Linked DNA regions of Mus musculus: region 2 is linked to region 1. A link is a contact called in ENCODE Hi-C or POLR2A ChIA-PET data. All regions are on one chromosome and are shown on one strand. The core of a region is the stretch at or near the end of the contact, and the rest is flanking DNA. Distances in the headings are between cores, read along the strand shown. Region 1 overlaps Prkag2 (protein kinase, AMP-activated, gamma 2 non-catalytic subunit). Region 2 holds the start of Prkag2 (protein kinase, AMP-activated, gamma 2 non-catalytic subunit).

The links. Hi-C counts contacts between places; a loop is a spot of excess contacts on that map. ChIA-PET counts read pairs that join two places held with the same protein, here RNA polymerase II (POLR2A).
Region 2: a loop to region 1 is called in a map of left cerebral cortex, with 1.9 times the contacts of the local background. The contact joins the promoter of Prkag2 here to the enhancer-like site in region 1. A Hi-C loop is called at or near these places in 4 of 37 maps with a recorded cell type or tissue (heart and left cerebral cortex). POLR2A ChIA-PET finds 5 or more read pairs at or near these places in 1 of 5 experiments (Patski).

Annotation. Positions count from the first base shown.
Region 1 is chr5:25,050,302-25,057,543 of GRCm38, forward strand. The region is part of intron 1 of Prkag2 (protein kinase, AMP-activated, gamma 2 non-catalytic subunit); the gene reads right to left. Among named protein-coding and RNA genes, the nearest start is that of Gm42232, 46 kb to the right of the region's middle. Within about 2 kb of position 4,135, at least 1 of the 3 ENCODE cell types and tissues checked has a DNase peak (open chromatin) inside an H3K27ac peak, as active enhancers do; it is heart, where a contact is called at or near this core.
Region 2 is chr5:25,095,822-25,102,177 of GRCm38, forward strand. Prkag2 (protein kinase, AMP-activated, gamma 2 non-catalytic subunit) reads right to left here and starts at 4,821. Exons shown (of 16, transcript NM_145401.2): 1 at 4,190-4,821. The coding sequence starts at 4,303. Gm42232 (a long non-coding RNA gene) reads right to left here and starts at 4,182. Exons shown (of 2, transcript XR_880887.2): 1 at 4,032-4,182; 2 at 1,926-2,291. It overlaps 2900005J15Rik (RIKEN cDNA 2900005J15 gene), which reads left to right and starts at 5,154. Exons shown (of 1, transcript NR_027851.1): 1 at 5,154-6,356.

The sequences.
Region 1 (7,242 bases), core at 2,885-5,384:
CCCCTGACTATGAGTGAAGTAAACCTTCATTCTCTATAAATTACCTAGCCTTGGGCATTTGTTATAGCCATGGACACAAAAAGAGACCATATGTTCATGTCCTTTTGCCCTTTATAACTACAATGTCCTGGAGACACCTCTCTCCAACTGTATAACATGAGTGTCCGAGGACCTTGTACCTATAGTGATTCAACCTTACCTTAATAAATAAGGTGGAAGGGCGAGGGGGGATGGTTCCTGACATGAGCCTGTACACACATCCCCAACCAGACACACACAGGTGTGTCCACACAGGTGCAAACACACACACACACACACACACAGACTTGCCACATGCATATACATACATTAAGATGGAAAAAAAACATAAAAGAAGGAAGATCACCGATCCTTGTAGCATCCTGTGGGTCTGGACCTGGACCTCTCTCTGCACTTGCACTGGGAGAACCCAGCCACTGTGTGGCTTGTCTGACCACCAAGCTACGACATTATGGAGAAGCTCATGCCAGCAACATGGACAAGGCTGCACAGAGAGGAAGCTGGGCAGCCAACTGAGCATCAGATGTGAGAGGGGAGGCCTTGAAACCATCCCGGCCTTAGCCACTGTCTGACAGAAAACGCAAGTGAGTCCCAGTGAGAGCAGCTCTGCTGAGCCAGGCTGCCCATCCCTGAGAGGCAGTTCCCAGCCATGAGTGTGAGGGCGGGGTGCTGGGCAGCACCTGACCCGTGAGTGCGGTACCCTGTCAAAGTTACTTCAGCTTCTGTTTTCTAGTTCAAAAATGCAGAATCATGGGCACTCCTGTCACTCATGGAAAGATGAGCTAACACGGAAGATCACTGTGCTGCGTGGGAATCACTTGAAAAACGCCAGTCATTACTTTAAAATACTTGGCTGGTTTTAGGGGCAAGAAGCTATTATTATGGGGCCCAGTGGGTAAGAGATAGACTCTTTTTTTTTCTCAGAGCTTTGATTAGAGGAAAGAGGGAGGACTCAACCTATCAGAAACACACAGTAAAGAGAACAGTGTGGGCGGAATGAGGGGGGCACAATGAACCCCTGCTGACCACATTAGGGACATATAAAACTTCCCAGTTAGCTGAGAAACATTTTGGTGTGCTCTGTAGTGAGCTCCACAATTGTTCAAAAAAGAAATGGTGGAAGAAGGCAGGCAGGCAAGGGAAGGGAGGGAGGGAGGAAACAGGGAAGGAAGGAAAGCAAGAAAGAAGGAAGGGTGGTATGGGAGAGGGAGGCAGAGGGGCAGGCAGGCGGGCGGGCGGGCGGGCAGGCAATGGTATGGTCTGACTTAGTGTGGGAGAGAGCCAGTGGCTCGGGCTCTGGCAGTCCTCTCTGAAGGGGTGGAGAGGAAGCATTTTTCTGTGAGTGCTTAAAGAGGCCAAGAGCAGTTAGTCTCTGAACTCAGTTGGCCTCTTAGCAATCCTGGCCACACTGACTGTCTAAGGTCGAACCGGAGAGCCGACATCAGGAACATGAAATTATTAATTAGCAAACGCTTCCTATGCAATCTCTCAAAACTGAGGATGATGAAGGAACAGGAGCCCTGAGGTGATCTAAAAAGACATTTCAACAACCGGCTGTGCTGGTCAAACCTGTAATCTGAACACTCAACACTCAGAGACAGAGGCAGGAGGATTGCTCACAAGTTCAGGGCCAGCCTGGTCTACATAATCAGTTCCTGGCCAGTCAGGGATAGATAGTGAGACCCTGTCTTACAACAACAACAACAACTACAAAAGCACACTGCAGTCCTGTAGAGAGGCACACACTGTAAGCCCAGCGCCCGGGAGGTGGAGGCCGGAAGATCAGGAATGAAACACCATCTTTAGAAAGAGTATTGCAGCTGCCGGCACGCTTGCTCATTGGCACATCCATTTGAGGATCTGTGCTGGGTCTGGAATGTAGGGGTATACAGGACAGAGAAACATAGACAGGAGTCTCATGTAACAATTTGGAGATGGTGACAGGGACACTATGGATGGTGACGATGGAACACTAAGACCTGTTTGGGGTGAAGGGAGTGTCTGCGTCATGATGTGGCTGTTACATACTTAGGTACATTTATTGCAACCCAGCCAACTGTGCTTGTACCTGATGAGCCACACTGCATGTGAATAACACCCAATCAAAGTGGACCTACAACGGACCAGCCATCTGCAGAATGTGGGAAACGTCCACACTGCATCCTGGGATGTGGAGCCAACTTTTCCAGACCACGGGGGTGGGGGTGGGGGGTGGAATCTTTAGGAAGCAGCTGGGCTTCAGGTGACGACTCTAGTCCATCACCTTATAGTATCCTCAGTTCATCTTGCCTCCCTTGCCAGAGCCCCATGGGCCTGTCAGACCTTCCTCTCCTCTATGGTGAAGGAAATGGCCACATTACACATTCCAGAGCCTGGTGAATTGTCTGGAAGAAGTTCTCCCAGGAGGTGTGTGCCCGACATCGTGAGATGTCCCAAGTTGGAACTGAGCTGATGCTGCCGGTAGCCAGACCCCCTTATTTAGGTCCAGGCAGTATTTCAAGATGTCTCAGACTCACTAAGCCCAACCCGTCCCTGAGTTGGTAGCATCCAGTCTCACTGAGACATGAGAAGAGATGAATTTGCATGGTGTAGAGATTACCAGAGAAGGACGGCACCTGCAGGAGGCCACTGTGATGTTCGGTGTGCTCAGTTTTACAGAATGGAGAGTCTCCTGGGAGGTGGGCCTGTGGGCATGTCTGTGGGAGAGTATGCTGAGGTGGGTCCTGGATGGCATAGGCAGAGAGGAGCTGAGCAGTGGCAGGCAGCAGTGGCAGGCAGCAGTGGCCATTTCCCTCTAGGCTGGTAAGGCACACAGGGCTTCTGATACCCCAGAAGACAGTGGCTACTTAAAAGCATGAGGATTGTGGGTCCTGGATGGGTGTATTGTGTTTAATCCTTCTGAACTTAGGAACTGCTCATCCAGACTTTGTCCAAGTGGCCATTACCGAGACCTCATTACTGAAGTGCCGCAGACTGGTGTGTGATGCTTGGCTCTGCTGTACCGTTGTGTACGTGTGAAGGTGTGGGACTGTATGTTGTGACAGCGCTCAGACAAGACATGGCTGGCAGCTCCAGGACTCTGGATTGAAAGCACAAGATGGAAGCGTTTGGGATTATTTGAAACGCACCACAGAGTTTTGTTTTGGGTCCGATTGCCTGCTGACGTGCTTATCTCTCGGCACAAGCACAACTGAATAATGCGGCACAGCTTTGTGTGAGGCCGCTGGACCCAGTGACTGCCCAGAGCCCGGGCAGGAGGACCCCGGGATGTGAGTAGGAGGGAACGAGAGGCTAGTCCTTAGAACACACAAGGCTCGTCTGATGGCCTGGGGGAACCCAGGACATCTGTTTTATGGGAAGCCTGTGACACAGAAGGCAGGCTGTGGTGGGACTTACATTTGAGCTCTGGTCCACCAGTGAAGAGCTGTTGGTTTAAGGCAAAGGAAGAGAAAGCGGTTCTCATAAAGCAAGGGGGAGCTTTGGAAAGGGAGACAGGAGGTGAAGAGGAAAATAGAAGCTTCAGACTCCTCCACAAGCCTTTCTTCAGAGGTGGCCTGCATAAACAGTGTCCCTATGGCAATGTGGCCCCATGCCCTGGTTCCAGGCGGCATGGGAAGCCTGCTGAGCAGCAGCTGGTGAGGCCAGCAAGGCATCTGGGTGGACCTGAAGGAGCACCTGGGAATATCCCAAGCGACCTGAGTACAACAGAGTGCCTGGGTAGGTCAAGGCTCTCCCCTTCAGGAGCCCTCTGTCCCTTCAGGCTCATCTTCCTCCCAGTTCTCCCTGACTCTGGGCATATTCCAAGGTTCTGGATCTGAGCTGATAAGTGTAGCATGACTCAGAGAGAGTGGGTGGTGACAGATGCCCACAGCCAGCTCTGAGCCAGGCCTGGCCAGTTTTTGGAGATGAGACCTGACATTTAAGGACAAATTCCACCAGCCCTCAAGGACTCTGTTCCAACCGAATGGCTCTGACCAACAGCAGCCCCTTCCCACATGCTCTGCTAATGGTGCAGTCAGTGGTGGGTGGGGTCATAGAGAGCTGCTTCCTCCAGCTGTGTGACAGGCATCCGTCAGTTCTCATCCCCATGTCTGTGTCTGTGCAGGCCAGCTGTGGCCACTGGCCTGATGCCACCTTCTAAGCATAGGCATCCCTCTGCCTAGCTGGGCAGAAACGGCTTTGGGGACCAGGAACTTGGGGAAAGGCAACAAAGGAGTACAATTCACTTGCAGAGGCAGAAGCAGAAGCCGCCCTCCGCCCTTTACTGGGGAAAATATTTCTAAGCACTTTCCTGGCTTTGACAAAGAGCGGGAGGAAGGGTCTATGGGTTGTGCTTTCTAGAAAGTACCAGAGCTTCCACCTCAGAGCCAAGCAGGGAAGAATTTTCCCTGCCTGAAAGAGGAGCAGAGCCCCACACTGCTTTTGGGGGCCCTAGTCAGTCCCTGTGACGATAACATTTTGGTCAGTTTCCTTGATACCTTTTCCTGAGCACAAGTCATTTCACTCCAGAAGACCACCTAGGCATCTCCAGGAAACTCGAGGAAACAGCTTGGCGGGTTTGCCTCTCTGTTTCATGTCCAGCCTACAAACATGATTCCACATATGACCTGGCCAACACAGCTTGCAAATCACAGAGACTGCCTATAGTCAGGTCAGCTGTTTGCCTGCTGGAAAAGCGAGGGGTCGGTGCTTTCCTGAGGGCTGGGGCTTCATACCTCCTTAGCTCTTCTCAGATCCTGATTCTGAGACTGCTTCTCTCCCAGCAAAAGCAGTGAAAGGAAATTTTAGGAACCCTCAATTTTCAGGAGTCCTCGACCAGCAAGAGAAAGGAAAGCCAGGCCTGGTGGATCAGGCTCGGGACCCCAGCTACGCAGGAAGCTGAGGCAAGAGGATCATAAATTTAAAGCCAGCCTGCCTTAGGTTCAATCCCAATGAAAGGGAGGAGCGGGAAGGGTTGGGGGAGGGGGAGAAGAAAGGGGAGAGCTTGGATAAGAAGGAGTAGGAACCCCTGGGTCCCTGGCTCTCTGTTGTCCTAGGCACCCAACCTGGGCTGCTGGAATCCCACCCCTGCAGGTGTCTGGTAAACAGCACTGCAGACTGTGGACAGTCCTGTTCCCACCGCCTTTATCCTATTGGCTGGAATCTGCTCAGCAGGCCCGCACTCACTGGTGACTAGCCAGCTGAAGCCATGATTGTGGCAGATGGCAGCCTCCAGTAAAAGCAGTCAGACGGTAAATGCCACCACACACCTCTCTGGCAAAGCACAATCAAAACAAAAACCTGAGACTGGCTTTGTTTTCCTCCAGTTTCCTCCCTGTGTTCCCTGGGATACGGCTTGGAGAAGTACAAAAGAAGATGGAGAAGCGAATCCACGATTCTAGAAAGATCACGACACAACCATGACCTTCAGGGGAAAGTAGAACTGCAGTAGGATAAGAGGGGTCAAAGGGAGAAAATCACTTTCATTTGGCATCGTATGAGGGGCAGAACAGAAGGAGGGGACTGGGACTTGGCTATCAGCAAGGACAGCGAGGTGTCATGGCTGAGGCTACAGCAGCTAGAGAAGTACAGGACCCCAACGCTCATTCCCCTGGCTGTCTGCTGGGGAACAGGAGTGGTAAAACCCACGGGCGCTAATGGCTTAATTCTATGTTTATTTGCTGGCTGGCTTGTGGCAGAGTCTTACTACGTGGCACAGACTGGTGTGTAGCTGCACATGGCCTAGACTAGATGCCTCTTTACGGTTAGGATTACAGCATCTGTGTTAATATGCCCAACTCCAATGGCTACTTCATCTCCCCCTCCTCTTTAAAAACATTTTCTTTAGCGTATACATGTATGAGCCTAAGTGTTCCACATGCACCACATGTGTGCAGGTGCCCGCAGAGGCCAGAGGGTGTCAGGTCCCTGGAGCTGGAATTGCAGGTGGTTGTGAACCACCAGATGTGGGTGTTGGGAACTGAGCACAACGCTCCTAATTATGCAGCCATCTCTCAGCCTGTGCCTCATGCAGCCCAGCCTGGCTTCACTCACTTTGTAGCTAAAGATGACTTTCTCCTCCTTCTGCCTCTGCCTCCCAAGTGCTGGGATTCATACCACACCAAACTTCAATCATACTTTAAACTCAAAATTCTGTAATTAAGACTAGAGCCCACAGACCAGCAGAGCCCCTTTAGAGTTCTTGTATATGAGTCGTGCTTGTGACAAGGATGTTTAGCCCAAATTGACACATGACTGGCTGGAAAGCACACAGATTTCATGTCAACACTCTCTAGCACTGCTGTCAAAGTGTCAAGAATTGGGAACAGGCCTACACACGCTTTGGGGGGGGGGGGGGCTGAGGAGGTAGAAACATAGCTCCCAGTTCCCATGTACTTACTGCCTGTACAATTGCAGCAACTTGTACACATTCACAGGGCCTCAGTTCCTATGTGTAAGACAAAGAAAGCCTTCCAGGAGCATCCTGGGAATTAAAAGAGAGTATCCACAGAAAACGGCCAGCCTGGAGCCGGTACCTAACATGTGGTGCCCAGCATGCGGTTGGTAAACGGGTCCATGGCACCGGATCGCTATTTAAGAGATAATAAGGAGATGGACAGGAATAGGAATTTGGACCTCAGCTGACTGTCGGGAGTCATCAATTGAATCGGCTGGTATGAGCCAGCAGAACACAGCTCAATACTCAGTAATGCTCAGAAGCAAACATGTAGCCGTGACACAGACTAGCTCACAGCCTGAGTCAGAGCAATGGAAGGCTCTGCGTGAAGGAGATGGGCAAGATGGCTCTCTACAGCATCTTGTGAGATGAAAGACTTGATATATTAGAAGGGGCTGAGAAACCCAGGCATTCTGTTAGTTATCCTCAGATTTAAATAAAAACTCATCAAAAAAATGGGTCAATAGGTTAAATTAGTGATTGCTGATAAACCCAGTGACCTAAGTTCAATCCTAGAACTCTATATGGTAAAAGGAGAAAACAGACTCTTCCAGGTTGTCCTCTGACCAAACACACACACACACGCGCGCACACACACACACACACACAAACAAACAAACAAACAAACGTTACAAAAATTCCAAGAACCCAAATTAAGTACCTGCATTTCCAGGACACCCTAGCCAAACAGTACCACTGGGGGATAAAGTCTCATTCTCTGAACGCTTAGTGACTGGCCCACAGGGCTCAAAACTCTCTTCCACTCA
Region 2 (6,356 bases), core at 3,571-6,070, 46 kb after region 1:
CAAAGAGCTGGGTTCTCCACCCCACCCCACCCCCACTGACCACTAATCAAGGAAATGCCTTATAGCTGGGCATTATGGAGGCATTTTCTCAATTGAGGCTCCCTCCTCTATGATGACTCTAGCTTGTGTCAAGCTGACATAAAACCAGTTGGTACAGTAGTGAATGGTCAATAGATGGATGGATGGATGGATGGATGGAAGAAAGGAAGGAAGGAAGGAAGGAAAGAAGGAAGGAAGGAAGGACAGAAAAACAGATAACAGGCAGAACCAATGACATGAGAACAGAAGAAATGGAAGCTAGACACCAAATTCCTTTGAAACCCAGGAGGCATAACAATTCCGTGAAGAACTTAATGAATCACAAAATTATGGGTCTCGTCTCAGACATTGCAGATCAGTAGGTTTAGACTGACACCTAGGACTGGATATTTTAAAAGCACGTCAGATGGTACTATTATACCGAAACTGGTTCAAGAACCATACCTTGCCATCAAAGAGCACGTACGAAATGTTCAAACCAGTCTCAGTCAAGGTCGAAGCTGAATGTCTCCTCCAGACTCCAGCTCAGGGTACTTCGGTGGTGAGAGGGACAGAGAATGCTTTCATTTGGTCCTCCAGCCCCATACTCTACTGAGAGTGTGGTCACAGGCCCATCACCAGCACAGGGGGTCCTGAGGCGTCAAGCTGGGTGAGACTCCCCTGCAAGCCACACACACAGCAGGTTACAGGCAGTGTCTTGAGCAATGGGCTCACTCGAGCCCAGTTGTGCCACCACAACCTTCTGACTGGCCAGCTGCCCTGGGCTCTATTTTTAGTCTGTCTCCAGTGACAGTGAATTATTTTACGAGCTCCTCTCCCAAGAGGGCTGGGGACATGTGTGTTGTCACCAGTGCCTACTAGGTCAAGAACCCAACCTCCCTGGCAGCTTCGATGTCACACAAGATCCTACTCTGGCCCTTCTAGCTCTCTTAGGGCATCCCCCAACCACCTTCCCTCACTGTGGGCCTCAGGCTCTGGCCCCTTTCTACCAAAGCACTTCATCTTGCTGGCACGTCTGGCTACTTCTCGTGAGTTTTTGCTCCTCGTATTTTAATAGCTTCTCAGTTAAAACCCGGAAAAAGGCGCCAAGACAAGAACTTAGGTCCTAGAGAATAGTTTAAGTTATTAAACAGCATTAGCAAAGAAGTAAGGAAGAACGTTCTTGAAGCCAGACAGGCCATGAAGATATATTAACAAGTGAAGCAATGGCCCCTGCTGGGTTCTCCTGGGATGTTTCTGTACCGATGCATCAGAACTGTCTCCCCAGTGACACCTTACTTGGTGGAAGTCTGTCCTTCCCGCACTGTGGTGGTTCAGATACCTCATGGGCTCAAATATCTAAATACCAAAAATTCCCCAGTTAGTGCAACTACGTAGAAGAGATTAGGAGGGGAGTTTACAGAGATCTATCACTGGGGATGGGCTTTGAGGTTTCAAAAGCCCACACCATGCCCAGTTGGATCAGATTCAAGGTCTCAGCTACTGTTTCAGATCCAACGTCACCAACACAGGGTCTATCCCTGTACTCCAGGTGCCTCACATTCAGCCGAACCAGCTGCCAAAGCCGGGCAGAATCTTTCAGACAGGAAGAAAGACACGAGCCCAAAGCCCCCCACAAGGAAGCGCCCCACAAGGCTGTGGAAGACTTGGGTCAGGTTTGCACACAAGGGACAGGATCTCTGCTGCAGCTCCTTCGTCTCTGAGAGCAATCCCTGAGTTTTGGTTGGCCTGGAATTAATTCACTAAGGAGAACTTACAGAATTCACTCTGCCTCTGATACCAGAGTATCGGGTTGGAAGTACTAGATACCTCTGTGCCTGGCCAGAGCCTGACCTTCAAGCCAGGGTTGTCTAAGGAAACAAAGGTTACCCAGTTAAACAGGGATCTGCATAGCAATAGACCAGTTTATTGTGAGTGTATTCCAAACAGGGCATGGGACATATTTAAGAAAGAAAATTGTATGTTGTTTGAAATCCAATTCCTTCAAAGTCCTGCTGATCTGGTCTGAGAACATTCCCTTCCCTCCATGAGACACTGTCTTCTGCTGGATTCAGAAGCGCATGTCCTCTGTGTCTGAAGTGGTTCTGCCATGGTTGTCACTCTGGTCCCCACATGCAGCTGTTGTGGAACTGACCTGTCACCTTATGTCCTGGGTTTGTCTGCTAAGCACTGAACCTTAAGTGCCCATTTTCACAGCCTCTCCTGGCACAGTAATCAATAGGTCACCATTAGTGGGTAGATGATAGGAGCCTCTGGTCACATCAGCAAACACATGCACAAGAGAGAATGAGAACACAGGCACAGGTCACATGGTGAACAGCTGGGTGACAGTGGAGTGAAAACTGCTTTTAGTAAAGGCCGGGCCACACCAAAAACATGTCTGAGTGCCCCAGCTTGGACGCTGGTTTTCAGCATGCAGAGTGGCCTGTCAGTCCCTTAGCTGCTGCTGGACTTTGCCCTATACAGCCTTACACATTACCACTCGAAGGCAAGCACACACGAGTGGGGGCGGCTGCTCCATTTGGACTCCATTCACGGCAGCTTATTCCGAGGGCACTATTTTCTCTCCCCTGCCATCCCATCTTTTCTCCTCACCCAGCTGCCATTTGTTTGTTTGTTTGTTTATATTGAGACCTATTTGTTATCTAGCCCAGACTAGATCTCTTCCTTGCACTCTGACACCCATGTGATAACCATGAGAGCACAGCGTTTTACACTGTAAGGAGCTTTTCCGTTTACTACTTTATTTCAACCTCTCCAAAAGGTGGACAAATTGGCACCATTTTTTGAGACAAACAGGACAAGCTCAGTGGTTAAAGGGCAGCTCAAAAGGTCACCGTGAAACGGATCTTAGCAGCAATGTCTAACTTTCTATTTCAATAGTTTTAAAATGTCTTACATAGGCAATGTAATAAGTATTTTCTCAAATAAAATTCATATCCCTATATGTTTAGGTCACCGTGGGACTCATGAATTGTCCAGATGCCCAACTTTAAATTGCTCCCCAAAGTACCCCCATTAGCTGTGTGTGGGGCTCCAAGCCCCAAGACTCCACTCAGTACCACATTCCTGGACTGGAATTAAATGAAGATAGGGGCCCTGAATCTAAAAGGAAAGGCTTGGGACAAGCAATGGGAAAAGCCTAGTACTCATTCTTCAGGGTAGTGCTGGCAAGCGGTGCTGCCCATGCTGTGCAGGGTTCAGTGTAGATGCCACCAGGTATCACTGGCAGGTGGGGCTCATGGAGCTGTCCCACACTGCTTAGCATGTTCATTTGTAAAAACCATTGCTTGCTTGGTCGCTGCCAGGATGTAGCCAAGTGGGGTTTCCCTTTGGGTAAAGCTAAAGGCTGGGGTACACCTCCTGAGAATTGATCCCCCTCTACAGAGAGGAGAACAAGTGCCCTTGGGCTACCAGCTAGGGCAAACCAGACTGATGCTCAGCACTGAGCAAGCTATTCTGCATGCTGCTCCCTCCGGCTGTTTAAGTCAATGTCACCAGAGTCCAACCAAGGTGGCAGGGTATTCTGGGCTGAAGTTAGCAATAGCCCTGTATAGTAAGCCGAGAAAACCTCAAGCCCCCAAATTCCACGAGGCACAAAATATTCCTGGAGTCAAACCACGGGAATCACTGCAAAGGGCTCCAGCCGCGACTCACATGCATCCTGAAATTGGTGTGGAGGGAGAGCTATTTGGGGGTGCTGCCTCACCGTGGCACCCCGCGATATTCCCACCCACCACTCCTTTCCTCAGTCCCCGGTGGCGGCGGCGGCTCCTCAACTCACGCTTCCCCGCACTTCACAAGAGGTCCTTTTCAACAAAACAACACAACTCACCACCCCCCTCCCCAGCACCCGCACCGGCCCGATCCAGGGCTACGCCCAGTCCGCCACCAGGCTTTGCGCACCCGGGAGCGCGCTTCTCGTACTCGCTTCCCAGCAGACACCCTTGCCTCTGTCCTAGACAATCCCATAGCTCCACTATAGTACGGACCAAGATCCAATCTCGGGCTCTGCGGCCCAGCTTGGGCCCTGCCCCTCCCCCTCCCCAGCCTCCCGAAGGGACAGGAGGGACAGGACGGCGCGCGCAGAGTGTCCCTTGTTAACCGCCTAGGCGCCGCGGGAGTCTGGAGCTCCAGGGATGGGACTCACCGGAATGTGCACTCGCAGTGACCGCCTCTTCAGGCTAGGGTTCTTTTTGCCACTGCTCCCGCCCGGGCTGGAAACCTCTTTCTTCTTCTTGGTGTCCATGGCTGCGCTTCCCATAACTTTAGCTAGAAGTTAATTCCGGTGCCTCGTCCCCGGGGTTCGGTCCCCTCGCTGCCTCCCAGGACTGCTGCCGTTACACTGGAGCCACGCGCTTTTTATGACTGTCCTCCCACCCTGAAAACACCTCGTGGGGACTTCCGCGGGGAGGGCGGGTGGCGCAGGTAACACGCGGGGCTCCACCCGAGGGGCTGGCAGTCCGCGGAATGCCGGGTTGGAGCGTCCTCTTTCTCCTACGGAATCATTGGGTGCAGAGTCTCGGCCCGTGCTACTTTTGGTTACGCGTGGCAGAAGTCTTGTGCTGGGTGATAAAGTTTTCCTCCTTCTGCAAAGCGAAGCAACATTTTCCACCTCTCGGCTCCTCCCACAAATTCCCAGAGGTAGTCGGCCAGGCAGGTGCAATTAACAACAGCAATTTGGAAAACAGCCTTCTCGTGTCTGTGCCTCGATGGAAACGGTGGCCAGAGACACTTGGTAGAGAAATGCATAACCCTGGGCCGCACAATAAAGCGACAGGGAGCCTGGGACCCGGAGGGCCTCCTCTTTGGGCGAGAGGGAGGGCAGAGGGGGAAGAGGAGGTGCAAAGGCGAAGACTCGTCGCAATTGGGCTGGCGCGTGGCCGCAGGAATAAACTGTGGCGGCGGCTGGCTGGGTTCTGCGGGCCGAAGGGCGCGCCCCAGCCCCTAGGGGAGAATAGGGCAGGGCGCCCGCCCCGGGCGGCCTCTGAGCCGCGGCCCCCGGGACCCGGGGAACTGTGGGGGCCGGGTCTGGCACCAACGTAGGCTCTGGGAGCGCTGGGCGGTGGCAGGCGGCGCGCGCGTTGAACAGGAAGTGCGCGGCGTGCGGCGCCACTGTCCCACTCCACGCGGCCCACGCTGCCCCCGGGTGGTCGCCGTGCACTCTCTGTCTCAAGGTAGGCCAGCTCCGGACTCGCCAGGAGCTGATTCTGATCCATCTGGTTTTGCTGTGTCTCTGTTTAGGTCCAGCCCCCGGAAACACACACCCGCAGCCCGACCACGCCACGATTGAAGCCCCGGGTCAAAGTGGTTCGGGTGACCGCACTCGCTTCTCGCAACGCCGCCCCCCTGCGGCGTAGGGAACCCCATCCTGTCCAGAGCGGCCTGTGGCGTGGTGAGTGCAGGCTTTTCTCCACAACTTGGTTCTTTTCAGATTCATCAAAGATTGCGCAACAAACCTTGATCTTTGGCAAAGGCGCTCTGGTCTCAGTAAATGCTGAAGTCCTAAAACCACGAGAGGAAATGGGTGCGTCGGAGCCTGAAACCAGGGCGAACACGCCACGTGCTCCCGGATCTTCAGAGCCACTGGCTGCAGATCTGGTACTGCGGGCTGCTCAGGGCCCTGGTGTTCCTCCCAGGCAGCAGGACCTTGGCTTCTGGTCTGAGTGAGGGGCGTGCTTCCTCTCCTGCTCAGAATTGAATACCGGCTGACCCCAGTGATCACTCCAGCTCTTTGAAGCTAACATCAGCCCACCTGCTCCCTGTAAACAGTAATACACGGACAGTACCTATAGCATAAACGTGATAGGGGTTCCTTTGACGAAGACATGACACGGGTAAGGAGATGGCCTTTACTCCTCTTCCTGCTCTCCCACCGTAGAGGATGTGGTTACCACTTTAAGACCATGATTTAGTAAAGGACCTGTCTGTCCCATGAGAAACCCATTGCTGGGTCCAGCAATCCCCTGGATTTCCACGGTACCAGCCAAGTTCCTGCAAATTAGGTAAAACCCTACAGCTGGGGGGAAGGGGGCGATCCTTGGTTCATCAGGTAAGTTTGTATACATCCTGCTACCACACTTTCAAAACAAGAATGAAGTACACCTCCTCCCCAGAGCCCCCAACCAGTATCCCTAAGCAGCTTCTGGAGAGTCCTCTGAAGGTTCTAACCCGGTGTCGGTGTCGTCACCCTCCTCCCCAGCCTGGCTCCTCACTAAAGGACTCCCAGGACCCCAAAAGACATCATTCTACTGAGGGTTCAGACTGCTTCTTAGAAGCAGAAGTGAGAGGTTTGGAGGGACGCAATACCAACGTCC